Regions from separate parts of the Mus musculus genome. Here all the other regions are linked to region 1. The links are chromatin loops, found by intact Hi-C in ENCODE. Cell type or tissue: heart. All regions are shown on one strand.

Evidence for each region. Hi-C counts contacts between places; a loop is a spot of excess contacts. Peaks named below come from ENCODE experiments on the same cell type or tissue, not always from the same donor. Only the 100,000 strongest peaks of a DNase experiment are listed, where the experiment ranks them.
Region 2: a loop joins it to region 1, with 7 times the contacts of the local background. A loop is called at or near these places in 19 of 42 quality-filtered maps.
Region 3: it touches region 1 in a loop (2.3-fold over the local background); 4 of 42 quality-filtered maps call a loop at or near these places.

What each region holds. Positions count from the first base shown.
Region 1 is chr1:134,827,047-134,832,046 of GRCm38, forward strand. All of the region lies in intron 18 of Ppp1r12b (protein phosphatase 1, regulatory subunit 12B), which reads right to left. Among named protein-coding and RNA genes, the nearest start is that of Gm32670, 55 kb to the left of the region's middle. In heart, a CTCF peak has its summit at 2,706 (motif pointing left); no DNase peak of the experiment used is centred here.
Region 2 is chr1:134,743,721-134,748,720 of GRCm38, forward strand. Syt2 (synaptotagmin II) reads left to right here. Exons shown (of 9, transcript NM_001355726.1): 5 at 240-407; 6 at 664-831; 7 at 2,010-2,127; 8 at 3,034-3,167; 9 at 3,755-5,000. The coding sequence ends at 3,961. Among named protein-coding and RNA genes, the nearest start is that of Gm32670, 28 kb to the right of the region's middle. In heart, a CTCF peak has its summit at 2,130; DNase peaks (open chromatin) are centred at 2,151 and 3,971; H3K4me3 peaks cover 701 bases; H3K27ac peaks cover 1,213 bases; H3K27me3 peaks cover 717 bases.
Region 3 is chr1:134,773,146-134,778,145 of GRCm38, forward strand. It overlaps Ppp1r12b (protein phosphatase 1, regulatory subunit 12B), which reads right to left. Exons shown (of 24, transcript NM_001368827.1): 20 at 4,170-4,314; 21 at 3,231-3,335; 22 at 281-334. It overlaps Gm32670 (a long non-coding RNA gene), which reads left to right and starts at 1,126. Exons shown (of 4, transcript XR_387420.3): 1 at 1,126-1,236; 2 at 2,921-3,011. In heart, a CTCF peak has its summit at 1,946; DNase peaks (open chromatin) are centred at 246 and 1,866; H3K27ac peaks cover 2,419 bases.

The sequences.
Region 1 (5,000 bases):
GCCCGACTTTGATTTCTTGTTAACGTTCAGAACTAAGCCTTGCCAGCAAAGTTAAGTTGTACTCTTGTTCACTTTGTTGGAAAGCACGTATATTAGATTGTTTACCTCTTTTAGAGCACGCTGCCAACAGATCTCTCCACTAGCAGGCTAACAGTTATCTAGAACAGGTCGATACCTCAAATTCACAAATTAAGGATGCTTTAAAGATTGGCTGTTGGTTCAATCTCTTAGTTCCGTTCGGGATTAAGATAGCTCCACTGCGCACGTAGAGGGCAAAGTTTCAGTGAATTTGTTCAGATTGACTATCACCTGATTCTCCTAAAACGTCTTCAGGGAATTACAGGTGGGGGTGGACTTGCCTAACCAAAGAACGTTAATTCTTACTTCCTGACCAAGATAGACACTGGCCTATGTGAAGGGACTCTTACCCACTGAGCAGCCTTCAAGTTCTGAAGGTCCTTCACTCAAGGAGGTCAAAGCTGCTAACAAGTCAATTCAAACATGGAACCAGCTAGTTAGAAAATCCAAATGGCAGGGTTATGGCAAAGAACGTAAGCCATATTTTCAGGTCTGTGTTACTACTGTCTCTAAAAAGGTTCCCTGATGCAAGCCACAGGATCACCTAGAGATTTCATGTCTCCAAGTAACTAGCATCTTCAGGCCTTAGTTTTTCCTTCCTTTCCTTTCCTTTCTTTTATTATATATTTTCTTTATTTACATTTCAAATGTTATCCCCTTTCCTAATTTCCCCTCTGAAAATCCCCTATCCTCTCCCCCTTTTCCTTGCTCCCCAACCCACCCACTCCCGCTTCCTGGCCCTGTCATTCCCCTATACTGGGGCATAGAGCCTTCACAGGACCAAGGGCCTCTCCTCCCATTGATGACCAACTAGGCCATCCTCAGCTACATATGCAGCTAGAGCCATGAGTCTTTCCGTGTGCTTTGATTGGTGGTTTAGTCCCCAGGAGCTCTGGGGCTACTGGTTAGTTCATATTGTTGTTCCTTCTAGGGGGCTGCAAACCCCATCAGCTCCTTGGGTACTTTCTCTAGCTCCTTCATTGAGGACCCTGTGCTCTGTCTAATGGATGACTGTGAGCATACACTTCTGTATTAGTCAGGCACTGGCAGAGCCTCTCAGGAGACAGCTATATCAGGCTCCTGTCAGCAAGCTCTTGTTGGCATCTGCAATAGTATCTAGGTTCTGTGGTTGTTTGTGGGATGGATCCCCAGGTGGAGCAGTCTCTGGATAGTCATGCCTTTAGTCTCTGCTCAGAACTTTGTCTCTGTAACTCCTTCCATGGGTATTTTGTTCCCCCTTCTAAGAAGGATCAAAGTATCTACACTTTGGTCTTCCTTCTTCTTGAGTTTCATGTGTTTTACAAATTGTATCTTTGGTATTCTGAGTTTCTGGGCTAATATCCACTTATAAGTGAGTGCATATCATGTGTGTTCTTTTGTGATTGGGTTACCTCGCTCAGGATGATATCCTCCAGATCCATCCATTTGTCTAAGAATTTCATGAATTCATTGGTTTTAATAGCTGAGTAGTACTCCATTGTGTAAATGTACCACATTTTCTGTATCCATTCCTCTGTTGAGGGACATCTGGGTTCTTTCCAGCTTCTGGCTATTATACATAAGGCTACTATGAACATAGTAGAGCATATGTCCTTATTACAAGTTGTAGCATCTTCTGGGTATATGCCCAGGAGTAATATTGCTGAATCTTCCAGTAGAACTATGTCCAATTTTCTGAGGAATCACCAAACTGATTTCCAGACTTGCAATCTGATTACCAGCTTGCAATCCCACCAGCAATGGAGGAGTGTTCCTCTATCTAACCATCCAGTGAAAAGAAGACAGCATTTTCAACAAATGTTGGTGGCTCAACCGGCAGTTAGCATGTAGAAGAATTCAAACTGATCCATTCTTATCTCCTTGTATAAAGCTCAAGTCTAAGTGGATCAAGGAACGCCACATAAAACCAGAGACACTGAAACTTATAGAGGAGAAAGTGAGAAAGAGCCTCGAAGATATGGGCACAGGGGAAAAACTCCTGAATAGAACAGCAATGGCTTGTGCTGTAAGATCAAGAATTGACAAATGGGACTTCATAAAATTGCAAAGCTTCTGTAAGGCAAAGGACACTGTCAATGAGACAAAACAGCAACGAACAGATTGGGAAAAGATCTTTACCAATCCTAAATCAGATAGGGGGCTAATAACCAACATATATAAAGAACTCAAGAAGTTGGACTCCAGAAAACCAAATAACCCTATTAAAAATGGGGTACAGAGCTAAGCAAAGAATTTTTAACTGAGGAATACTAAATGGCTGAGAAGCACCTAAAAAAATGTTCAACATCCTTAATCATCAGGGAAATGCAAATCAAAACAACCCTGAGATTCTACCTCACAGCAGTCAGAATGGCTAAGATCAAAAACTCAGGTATCAGCAGATGCTGGCTGTGGAGGCCTTAGTTTTCTTAACTATGAGAGTAGGTTCTTGAACCAAGTTACCTCTGAATTATCTTGTAACTCATGATACAAAAAGTTACAAGGGAAATGTCTTTACTGTACTGAATAAGCTTCTTCAACAAGTCCCGTAGAACAAAAGCAATCTGTCTTTGGTTCTGCCTGCTTCTTTTTAGGGCATGACTCTGCTTGCTCACTAAAGTCTTTTCTGCTGACTACTTGTGCCCTCTAGTGATAAAGTCAATGATACAACAGGATTGGGCTGGGAAACCTACTGCCGCCCACAACAGCAGATGAGGAAAAACAAGCAAACTTCATGTCAAGGAAAAGACAGGCCAGAAATGAAGGCAGGAACAGATGGAAAGGATCCAAGCACTGTTCCTCTGGCTGCTCTGTCCAGAGCGGATACTCTAGGGTGACCCCACCACAGTAGCCACTGACACTCTGGCCTGCCCCCACCACAACAGCCGTTCAGACCTTTGTTGCAGTTTAGCTTTGCTTAGGTTTAGCTACTTATAGTCAGACTGTCTTGAAAATATTAAGTGGAAATTCCAGACTAGTCAACTCATACATTTTAAAACGTGTGTGTTAAAATCTCACACAATCCTGCTCTGTCCTGCCTTCTTAGCAATCAGCTCAACTTCAAAGGCATCAAGATTCCAGTGCCTGTGCTCCAGTCACCCTTATTTTACTAAGTGATATCCTGCAATATAAGAGTAATGATGTTCATTTTATTCAGTATACAGCTACAAATATTCCATTTTATTGCTGCTTATCTTGACCAACTTGTCGGCTAAAATCAGAGGTGCACAAGAGAAAGCACAGCACAGAACGTACAGCTCTACTTTCAATTTTAGGCAGCCCTGGGGGTTTTAGGCATTCATTCCCCATGGATGGAGAGGGACTGCTCTATAGAAAACATCACGCACACTCTGGAATACAGGCATTCATATTAACATTTTAATCCAGGGGTTTCTGACTTAGTAAGACAAGGTATCTAAAGATTTCCAGAGACTACCTGTTACCTAATGCAGCTATGAAACTGAACTGTTTAAACAAGGAGGAACTAAGCTTTCAGGTTACACAGTCTTTGGCAGTTTCTCTAGCTGGTGGATTTACCAGTGGAGTTGGTTGTGACCATTTATTTACTTATTAAGCAAGGTCTGTAGACTTCTTATTGTATTCTTTACAGACACAAGAACAATAACATGTGACTGTCTTCTTCATCATCTACTCTGTGCATGAGAAAACATCTGCACTGTTCTTGGCTATGAATTTCATGTAAATAAATCTTGGTTACAATTTCATCAGTACTTAAAAGAGGGGATGGAACCGGGCGTGGTGGCGCACACCTTTAATCCCAGCACTCGGGAGGCAGAAGCAGGTGGATTTCTGAGTTCGAGGCCAGCCTGGTCTACAAAGTGAGTTCCAGGACAGCCAGGGTTACACAGAGAAACCCTGTCTCAAAAAAACCATAAAAAAAAAAAAAAAGAGGGGATGGATTTTAGTGACATCAGCAGAGCTCAGGTCACACAGATGGCCTTCTTAGCCATACGGTGCTACTGGCAGGTGGCCAGACACTAAGGGATCTTCCTAAATATTTAAAAAGAGAGGAAAGAATCATATAGACTGAGAATCATCTTGCTCTAATCCCAAGTGGAGACATATGGTAGAGATAATAACTACTGAAGTTTCTTTCTTAAAATTAAATATCACTGAATGTGTCCATATAACACTATGGTGAAAAATCAGAAAAATGGTCTTATTTTGCATCAAAGAATTGGCTGAAAATGGACAACAGAAAACTTTATGAGGGATGAAGGTTACATACCCTGTCAGGTGGCAGTTACCCTGGTAGGTATAGGTCAAGATTCCTTACATGGTACATTTTACATTTACATATTTTATTAGCTATAAATGACATTTCAGTTGACAAACAGATGTCAGAGTCTTGGGGCGGAGGTCACCTTTAAAGACAATAAGTATTGCCAATAGAGAAGGAGAGAAGAGCTGGTACAGCCTCAATAGTAGATACAGTTTCACTGAACCAAAGCCAAGGAGGGAAGAACTGCCCTGGCTTTTCAGCAATATCCACACTGATTAGCAACAGGGCGACCTCAATAGCAAGTCCCCCTTTTTGACTAGCACAGTGGATGCTGTGGAGCCCAGTCAACTTTACTGCTTAATGGAGGGACAATATGTTATAGGAAAGAGAGAGAGAGAGTGTGGTTCTAAGAGTAATTAGATACTACTGACTATCTTTAGGTAGGGTCGTAACAATTTATTCTGGGTCATTACTAAGTATTTCTTCTGTGAGCCCATATGGGAAATGCTGACTAGAATTAGCAAAGAGTGAGCTAGGAAGGAGACTGGACACCAAGTAATGGAATATGCAAACACAAGACTATTAAAGGCAGCCTCACCTAGGCTGACTCAGCAGTAGCCTTTCCTTTGCAGAACTCCAGGTAGAGCAGGGAAATGGCACCTCTTGGCAAGTGCTTGGGCCAACCCTAGTGTCAGTGGTT
Region 2 (5,000 bases), 83 kb before region 1:
CAGTTGGAAGCCACAGGACATATATATCTTTAACCTTGACCTTGGCTTCCGCCATAATCCTCTACTGGGGAAAGTCTTTTAGATGAACTCTGCTATTAACTTACTGGCTGAACTCGGCCCAGCCCCACTCCCAAGATTCCCACTTGGGGTGAGGCTGGGGCGTTGGCAGGAGCCCGGTCTGGGACTAGATCAGGTGCTGGAGCAGCCCAGAGGCTCAGACACATCCTCTTTCTCCACAGCTCACCGTGGGTGTCCTGCAGGCTGCGGAACTCCCAGCCCTGGACATGGGTGGCACATCAGACCCTTATGTCAAAGTCTTCCTCCTCCCAGACAAGAAGAAGAAATATGAGACTAAGGTGCATCGGAAGACGCTGAACCCAGCCTTCAATGAGACATTCACTTTCAAGGTGATGGAACCCGACGACTCTATCTCACTCTGCCCCTGGTTTCTGCACACCTTGCCCTGGTCCCCAGCCGTGGCTGGAGCCCTGGGATATGCTCAGTATGGCACAGACTGTATGTAGTATCCTCCCTTCCATCTTACCCGCTGGTTTTTACAGTCTGCCTGGTACCTGTGAGCAACACAGGCCTACGCTCCTGGTGTCTTCCCATAGCGTCCTCTGGAAGTGACGAAGCCACTTTGACCCAGTCTGTCCTTTACAGGTGCCATACCAGGAGTTAGGAGGCAAGACCCTGGTGATGGCAATCTATGACTTTGACCGCTTCTCTAAGCATGACATCATCGGGGAGGTGAAGGTACCCATGAACACAGTGGACCTTGGCCAGCCCATCGAGGAATGGAGAGACCTACAAGGCGGAGAGAAGGAAGAGGTAAGGGTGGCGAGACCAGGCTTCTCACTGTTGGCTGAGGCTTGCCCACCACATGTGTGACAGGGGGAGTGGCGGTTTGAGTCAGGTCTGCTGGTGAAGACTCCAGCTCCCCACAGCCTGGCTGATGATCCAGGAGAAGCTAATTAACCCGAGGCTTTGGCACCTTCCTTCAGATGGTTCCAGCTGGGAATTAACTGCCCATCTCAAGTACCTTGTACAGCTCCTGGTGTCTGTCAAGCAAGCCATGAAATATAAGGACGACATTATCATTTTTCCTTTTAAGGTCCCACTGCCCATCAGACTCTGTGCCTCAGTTTACCCACCAGAAAAGCCAGCCTTGATTCGATAGGATTCTCAGTGTTTGGCTTATCTTCTAGCTACAGCAACCAACCCCTCATCTGCTGTGTGCCAGAACTCCCATTCCAGCTACTTTGCCAGCACGGGTGACCCGTTTCAGCCTGCACGGTGCTCAGTAAAGGTGCAGGATAGATGGGGCTTTGCCTGTTGTTAGAGGTGAGGGTCTGCATACCTGAAGGAGGGCATGAATGGTTGGTCTTATCCTTACCTTGGCGGCCCCATCTCTGAGAAACTGGGTGTCAGCGGAGCCTTAGGTCAGGAGTCCAGAGACCTTTCCTGCCCAAAGCTATGCTGCTGTCTGACTCTGAGGAACAGGTCTCCCTGGTAACCTGGATTTCTTGTTGGTTACAAAGTGTCCTTGCCTTGTCACACAAAGGTTTAAGTGACATAATATATGGAGAGGGAAGTGCTCTGAGAACCACATCGCCCTGCAAGCCTCGTAGCTGATATCGAAGGATGGCGGGGGTAGGGGTGATCAGGGAAGAAGCTCACTAACCACTAGGCCACCCAGACTTGCTTCTTGTGCCCCTTTCACAGAGCCTGGTGGGGATCGGAGCATACCCTACATCCACCAGGCCTGTCAGGTCCCTCCGCTATAGCCTGTCCTCTGCCTTCTTGAACGCCAGCTTCCCCAGGCCATGGCTGTGAACTGCAGTGTGAGGTAGTGATGTTGGAAGCTGGAGACCACCTCTGCTACAGACATGGGAGCTGACAACTAGGCAGAAGTCACTGCTTTGCCAGTCTTGCCGACATGGGGTCAGCCACACTAGAGGCCATTGGATAGCTGAAGTGACCTAAATCCTGCTTCTTTCCCTGGACAGCCAGAGAAGTTGGGTGACATCTGTACCTCCTTGCGCTACGTGCCCACAGCTGGGAAGCTCACCGTCTGTATCCTGGAGGCCAAGAACCTGAAGAAGATGGATGTAGGGGGCCTTTCAGGTGATGCAGAACCACTGGGAGCCAGTGTGTGGCAGCAGTGAGCCAGTCACTACTTTAACCCCCCCCCCCCCCCCTCCGCCCGGGGAAGAAGAGAAAGTCTTACCCAGTCCACCCCCACCTGCCTGTCCATATCTGAGTGTCTTCTCACAAATAACCCTCTGGCCACACTCCATGGGCTATGGAGGAAAAGGCAGAAGAAGAATTTCGTTCTCCAAATGAGCTAACGACACAGAACTTTTCTTAGGAAGAGTCAGAAGTGGCAGGGCAGGGCTTAACCCAAAGTCAGTCTTTCTGCCATGCCACAAGAGTAGGGGATATTTTTCCAGAAGGGGCTACAGGCTCTGCCATCTCTGTTCCGAAAGATGCTGTTGGTTTCAGAGTTACCTGACATAGGGCTAACGTGGCATAGGGCTAGCCTGTGCCACAGGATGCAATGGTAAAGCCTCCTACCTCTGCTGAGCCTCCTCAGCCTTATAGCTGGGGTTTGGCTCTGTCACTGACCAAACCTATGCCCTTGGCTGGATCATTTCCCTTGTGCGTCCTCAGACTCTCCCTGGTCAGTTTAGGAAGACTGGATATGCAGGGTCAGGACTTGGCAGAAGTGTGCTTTGCCTTTCAGTCACCTCCCAGCCCAGGCACCTTTCCAGGTAGTCCCCACCCTTCCTTACAAGGCCTTTCTTAAACTCAGAAGTTCCCCTAACTTTGTGCACTAGGAGCCTAAAAGTGAACAGTTAGAGATAGCCCAATACCTTTCCTACCCGCGACCCAGATGACCCCTCTGCTTCTGGGACTTCCTGTCCCTCCTCTGGGCTTCCTAGGGGCCTGGCTCCAGCAGGGTGGAGACCTGGGGACACTAGGAGGGCCGTTGGAGCTGAGGTATCGCTTGGGTGGGGACTCTCTCTGCAGACCCCTATGTGAAGATCCACCTGATGCAGAACGGTAAGAGACTCAAGAAGAAGAAGACGACAGTGAAGAAGAAGACCCTGAACCCCTACTTCAACGAGTCCTTCAGCTTCGAGATCCCCTTTGAGCAGATCCAGGTGCTAAGCCTTGAGGGCCTTGGGTTCTTGGGCTCTGAGCTAACCAGACAAGCATGGGGCGTTAGAGGTCAGCCATGGGCCGGGTACGTTCCAGTGGGAAGGATCTGGATCTGACAGTGCTGGGATGGGACCCTGTAGAGGACCCTTTTGAAGGGCCTCCATTACCTGAACATGAACTGATTTTAAAAAGTTACATATTTTTGTATATCCATACCATTTACAGTATAGACTGACAGGAGAGAATATGTATTTAAAAAGTCATTTGTATTTGAGGAACACTTGCGTGTTTTTTTATTATGTGTCCACTGACCTCATTAGAGGCCACTCCCCTTCCATAAGGTCTTACAGTGCCTAGAGCACTGTGTATGTTCAAGTACACCCACTGGCAGGAATATATAGGTTGCTTACCAAAAAAAGAAAAAAAAAAAGTGGTGGCCTCTACACTGAAATTTAATTGGAGTTGGACTGGAAGCCAGAAACCAGGAGGCACTTCCTTATCATTTGTAGTGCACAGTGGCAGAGGAGAGGGCATGTCACTGGCTCCCACTTCTCCTTTGAAGTCCTTCCTTCCTTTGCTTGCCTTGCAGAAAGTCCAGGTGGTCGTCACCGTGCTAGACTACGACAAACTGGGCAAGAATGAAGCCATCGGAAAGATCTTTGTAGGCAGCAACGCCACAGGCACCGAGTTGCGGCACTGGTCCGACATGCTGGCCAACCCTCGGAGGCCCATTGCCCAGTGGCACTCTCTTAAGCCTGAGGAAGAAGTGGATGCTCTTCTGGGCAAGAACAAGTAGGCTCCAGCGGCCGGGGCCACGCCCCTAAGGAGCCACGCCCCCGAGGCGCCACGCCCCCTGAGGACACTGACGAGATCCAGAGCTATCAATACCTCAGTTACGCGACCTTAGAGGTTTCTTCATTTGTTTGCGGTGTGTCCTGTTTTTCCTTCCTTTTTCTCTTTTTAAAGACCAACTTCCTTTTGGTGGCTGTGTGAAGAGAGTCCCCTAAGAGGTGAAAGAAAAGCCTGGCTCTGTTATTGACCCCGGAGCGGCCCTTGTTGCATGCCCTTTCACGGTTTCCCCCTTACCCCAAGTGGGGCCCTCTACTGTCAGACAGTTGAAGCACTAACTGCTTTTCCTGGGTTTTGGACCAACAACATGGCAAGCACATTCTGTTTCTTGACTGTGAAGGCAACATAGTGGCCAGCATTGTGTGTGTGTGTGTGTGTGTGTGTGTGTGTGTGTGTGTGTGTGTACACCTGTATGTGCCCATCCATCCCCATCTGCCTGTTTTGAACATCTCTCTTCATTTTCTGGAATGAGTCATGGACAGTGAAGCCATGTGAGAGGAGAATGTCTTCAGAGACTCCAAGGGAAAGCAAGCCCACTGCCTAAGCGGTCAGATGCCAGAAGAGAGCTTGCGGATGGCCATTTGGAAGGCGGCGAGATGTGATACTGGATGGGTTCAGAACTGGGACCAAAGCCCTTGATGCCATCATAGACACCCTCTTGTCAGTCATGGCTTTCCCCCCTGGAGTGGGGTTTTGGGGACATTCGTGGAAATCAACTATTCACCAGATTTGCCAGACTCTACCAGGGACTGCCAGCCCTGGGATGTCACTCCTGTTGACAACATCAAACTTTGAAGAAACAGAAGTCCCATTACTCAGAAAGCCTAGAATTAAGCTCCTGGATCTTTGCCTCGTCCCTCGTCCCTGCAGAGTACAAGCAGCGCGGTCATTTGCATTCACGCACCATCTTGCTTTTGCCTCTGTTTCCCTTTTTGTGTAAGTGGAAAAATACCATCTGAAGACAAGTGCTTTGCACAGAGCCAGAG
Region 3 (5,000 bases), 54 kb before region 1:
AGAAGAATGCATGAGATGACTTCCCAAGGCTCCTTCCCACCCCAAAACTGGCACGTTCAAAGTAACCAACTATATGGGAAAGCCAAAAGGACTGGTCATCAAATTACTGTCCAGAGTCAGCCAAAAAAAAAAAAAAAAAAAAAAAAAGATTAAGCTGGGAACGGAATGTGGCCGAGCTCCTGCCTTCTTAAGATGAGCTTTTTCCACTGGCACGGACAACAAAGTTAGAGAAGGTCAGGGAAGACGTGCAGGAGGCGGCCAAGGGAACAGACGAGCTTACCCGCTTCTCCACCTCCAGCACCGAGGACCGGTCAGAGGTCTTCTCTTGTTTCTGCTGTGCAAACAAAAGGACAATACCTCTTGTTCAGGCTGTCTCACACGTAGTAGGGAACCCAGCTTTCCCTGGTTCGCCACCAGACATCCAGAAAGAGGCGGCAGGGTTCTGGAATTTCCCTCTAGCAAGGGTCTCAAGCAAACAGACTGAGTCTTTGAACCCTGACATTTGCCCTGAACAGTCTATAGGATGGCCCCAAGGAGGGAAGGCAAGAACAGCTTTGGAAGCTCTGCATGTGTACAGAGGTTACTCCTGACACACACCCGAATCTCACCTCCCCTCTCCCTTTAGACTACAAAGTCCAAATGCTAAGCCTTCTTACACCAAATCACCCGGGCTCCAACCCTAGAGACAGACACAGCTCTTTCCAGGCTGGAAGCCCCCAAATTTTAACACGGTCCATGTGGCGCTCCTGAAACCCATTGTCCCCTGCCACTTCTGTTCTGAGCACTGAGGCCATTTTCCTTCTAGTGTGGTGTCTTCACACGAGATCGTCTCCTTAGCTAGTTTCTGGTATCTCAACAGACATTTCCACTTTTATCTGTTTGGCTTCCTTCTTAATCTGTTAACAAGGCTTTATCTGAACAAAGGACTCATGATATATATTTAGATCATCACTGACTTTCAGTTTCAACCCTTCAGAGAAGTAAAAAGATTTGGCTACTAAACCTAAGAGGAGTAACTTCAGGGAAAGGTCCTGCTTTCAATCAAGGAATGTAGGAATCTCTAAGTCTCCTATGGTTGTCATGGTAGAGGATTGGGTGGAATCCTGTACATTCAATAGACGGTTAGCGAATAAAGGATGGTTCTTCTGTCTTGCCCAGCACAGTGCCCAGACTGCTGCAGTGAGTGGGGACAGGGGACACCAGGCTGCCTCTGCAGATGCTCCACAGACTGCTGCAGTGAGTGGGGACAGGGGACACCAGGCCACTCCTGCAGATGCTCCCTCCCCTTCCTTCCTTTCTTCTCAATTACCAAAAGCTAAAACTAACAACAAAACTTAGAATTCTGGCTCTTATCCTAGACTTCCACCTTCTGCTCTCAAGGTCATGGCTGTCTGCTGTTACACTACATCTTCTGAGAAGCAGAAAGGAAAAGGGAAAAAGTATTAGCAGATCTGGGAGTTTGTTTATAACTTCCTTTGTCTCTTTCCTAAGCTTGTGCTGGGAAGATTTCAAGATTTGCAAAAGTCAGAATACAAAGAACTAGCTTTTTTGTTTGCTTGTATAGTTTTAAATTATAACTCCTTTGACTTTGAGTTGAAGTTTAATGTAAAATGCTGCATGTGCCCATGTGGGAACTGTCTCCAAACAAACGCATGCGGCTGACAGGCCCTCCCTCCCTCCACAATCCTAGCAAACATCTCCATTTTTGGTAAATAGAGACTTGGTTTGTAGCACTATCATTTCTTTCTGAGCTTCAAATAGCTTGCATTTGGTAAAATGAAGTCTATCCCAGAATGCCTAGCAGAGCAGTTGGCTGGCTTACAATGTGGCCCCAGGGACCAGGAAGGTCAGACTTGATTCTGGTCTGTGTGGGTCACTCTGAGCAGTTCGTTAGGCTGCTGTGAACACTGCGAGGCTGGTGGGAAGAACTCCAGCAGCTCCTGGTGGTAGTAGTAGCCCTGCTGAGGAGTGGGCTGCAGTGCTTCTCTCGGGGCTGCTCCTTTATGTTCTGAGAGGGGTACAGCTTCTGGGAGCAGCTTAAGGGCTGCATTTACTACTAACTGCGGCCCATCTGGAAGCTATTCAGAACCAAACTAGTCTCTGACAAGACACACTGTCTTGTTTAGTAATGCAGAGGGAGAGAGGCCATAAACGCATTCATCCTGCCTCCCACCTGATGGCAGAGTTATAATTTTGTCATGGGCTTTTCTTTAAATCAGAGACCTTTTTTTCCACCCCACGAAATAGCTTTACATCTAGTATGTGCTAGCTTTAAGTCTCGGAAAGTACAGTAAGAGCCATGTATGGCTCCTGTCCCCTCTTTGCTCCCTTGTGCATCCCTTGTCAGAGGGCTACAGTAAGATGCTAAGATGGTACTCAACCCCTCCCGGATGACATACCTTGTGCCTGGGACTCCAGGAGCCTATAATTTTATTTTTCATTGGGGTTATACCATATTATCAGATTAATTAGCCATCTCTGGTTTTCACTTTATATTCTTATAAAGACCCCCCCCCTTTTAACCCCAGTTCTGCTTTTGAAATACTTAGTCCCCGAGAATTCTGGAAGGGAATAACTGAACAGCTTCTGTTTAACTCTGCACTAACCAAAGGCTGCTACTGCAGTGTCAGCTACAGGGTTTGCTTCATGGGCAATGAGGTCATGCCCCCCAGCGGCCTCTCAGATTTTGTGTAATTAAGTCAGCTCTGGCAGTAAGAAGGAGTGGCTTACCCGACCAGACTGTCACCACTTCCATACTGCCAGATGCAAAGAGGGACACTTTTGCTACAAGATGGAGTCCCCCTGAAACCTAATCTGGACTACTTTATCCCCTGATGTAAACAAACCATTTAAGATTTTTGGGCTCCATTTGGGGCTCTCTGTACTCAGCTATAGTGTTGTGCTTATTTCTCCCCACAAGGTGAGGCACAGAGGAACTGAACTGGAGCACCAGCAGGACAGGAGGAACCGCCCAGCACTGACCCAACACTGGCCCAATCTGTACTTCTGCAGTAAGGAGTTATATTAATATCAATGACTAGCACACAGAATATCAGTTAGCTGGTCACAGAACTTAACTGTCAGTTTTCAAAATTATTATGTTTAATAAGAGCTCACACCCGGCCTGCTCAGAAGAAGTGCCACTTTGACTCTGTCTCCCAGCCTGTCCTCTACCCTGCCCCTGCCTTGCGTGTGCTCCCGCCTCCCTGGCCTTGTTCATCCTTCCTTACCTGGGCCATCTTCTCAAGCTTGGCTTTTATATCGGCAAGCTCTAGCTGGGCCTCCTGAAGCTTTGTTTTCAGCTTTTGGTTTTCGGTCAGGGCACTCTCGTAGAGCTGTGAAGGAAATAGAACCAGGTCACTGGGTGGGCTCCCAGGAGAAGAACTCATGTTTCTGCTTCACGCCTCTACCATCAGCTAGGTGCAGAAGAGAAGGGTGGGCTATGGAGGGCCACCGCCGCTCTCTGGCTTCAGGCAGTGTGCACTCAGGTGCTGGACACAAGAGTTCCCCTGTCAGTGAGGCTACACCCTGGGAAGAAAACTGCACCGCCATTTCTCCCACAGGCCTTTGCACATTGTGGAGTGTAGCTCGGAGACAAAACAGAACTACTGTTTCTGGAACCAGTTTGTTGATGTTTGTCAAATTCTGCTTAACAAAAAAAAAAAAAAAAAAAAATCAACCAAAAAATTTCCTTAACCAAAATGTTTTGGTTCCCATCACCCCTGCACTGCCAACACGAGCCTGAGAGGGAATGTTTCCAAAGACCAGAGAGCAAGAGCCACGAGAAGGGGACCATCATTTTAAAAACTAGCACCAAAACGTAGTTGGTTGGTGTTAAAAACACCCTATTAAAAGCATGTTTCTTAAAAATAAGTCTAACCAAATAATTCTCATGGGCTCAGACACATAGCATCACCCTTTTTAGTCTTCTTAAAAATAGTACATTTCTTACTCTCCCCTATATCTGACTCTAGGCATATCTTTACTGCAATAAAAACAATGTACACGTCGTCTTTCGTGGGCAGAGCGGTGCAGCAAACCACGGGAGCATGGCAGCAGTGCCTTTGGATTCCTTAGTCGGAATTTTGCTTAGTTTTTCCTACTGGTGGGAAAGGCTAAGAGGTTTATGTAGCATAAACCAGGAACAGGAAACTGGAAAGAGATCCTACTTTCTTATAATCCCTGTTGCTGTCCTCTTCTACCCGGCTGGTCAGGCTGGCTAGACGAGCCTCCCTGGCCTCCCGACGGGCTCTTGCTGAGGCACGGTCACTGTAAGAATCGCTGCTGGTCGGATTGGTGCCTCCTGACTCCAACCTATAAGATAAATGTTGAAGATAAAAGTTGGTTTTGAGAACAAAGTGTGTGTGTGTGTGTGTGTGTGTGTGTGTGTGTGTGAGAGAGAGGGGGGGGGGAGAGAGAGAGAGAGAGAGAGCGCGCGAGACCATAAGGCTAGTCTGTGCCTTTTCTCAGGCTGAGAACTCTGGTCAGAAACTTGCCTTCCTTGAATCTCTTAGCCAGCATGACAGGTCTCATGGCCACACTCATGGTCAGCATTGCCTATGAGCAATAACGCAGCTTGGGGAGAGAGGCTATCACTTGCCAAGAATGGAGCCCACTTGAAAAACTGGTGGCTTGGCTCATGTGCTGCTTTAAATCTTAGAGCTTTCCAATTAACTGGGACTGGAACAGCTTCCCTAAAGAGTGTGCCTTTAAAAGTCAGAGTTTCTTGGGTCTGAAGGGCTCTTGGAAAATGATAACAATGTCTGGTCAGTGAATCAGAAACACATGGGTCTGGAGAAGGAGCCACCGGGGAGAGAGAAGGATGGCAGCCACAGCTGGACACCTGGGCTTCTGGGTGCATGACGGGTCTGCTGAAGTCAAATGTCCCCGAGTAGCCCGTTTTCTCCCCTGTACTCCATATCAAGACTTAGGCTTGCAGTTAAGATTTCTATGCCTGGCAGGCGAGCTTACAGAGCTGTTGGTGGCTCTATCTCCAGACA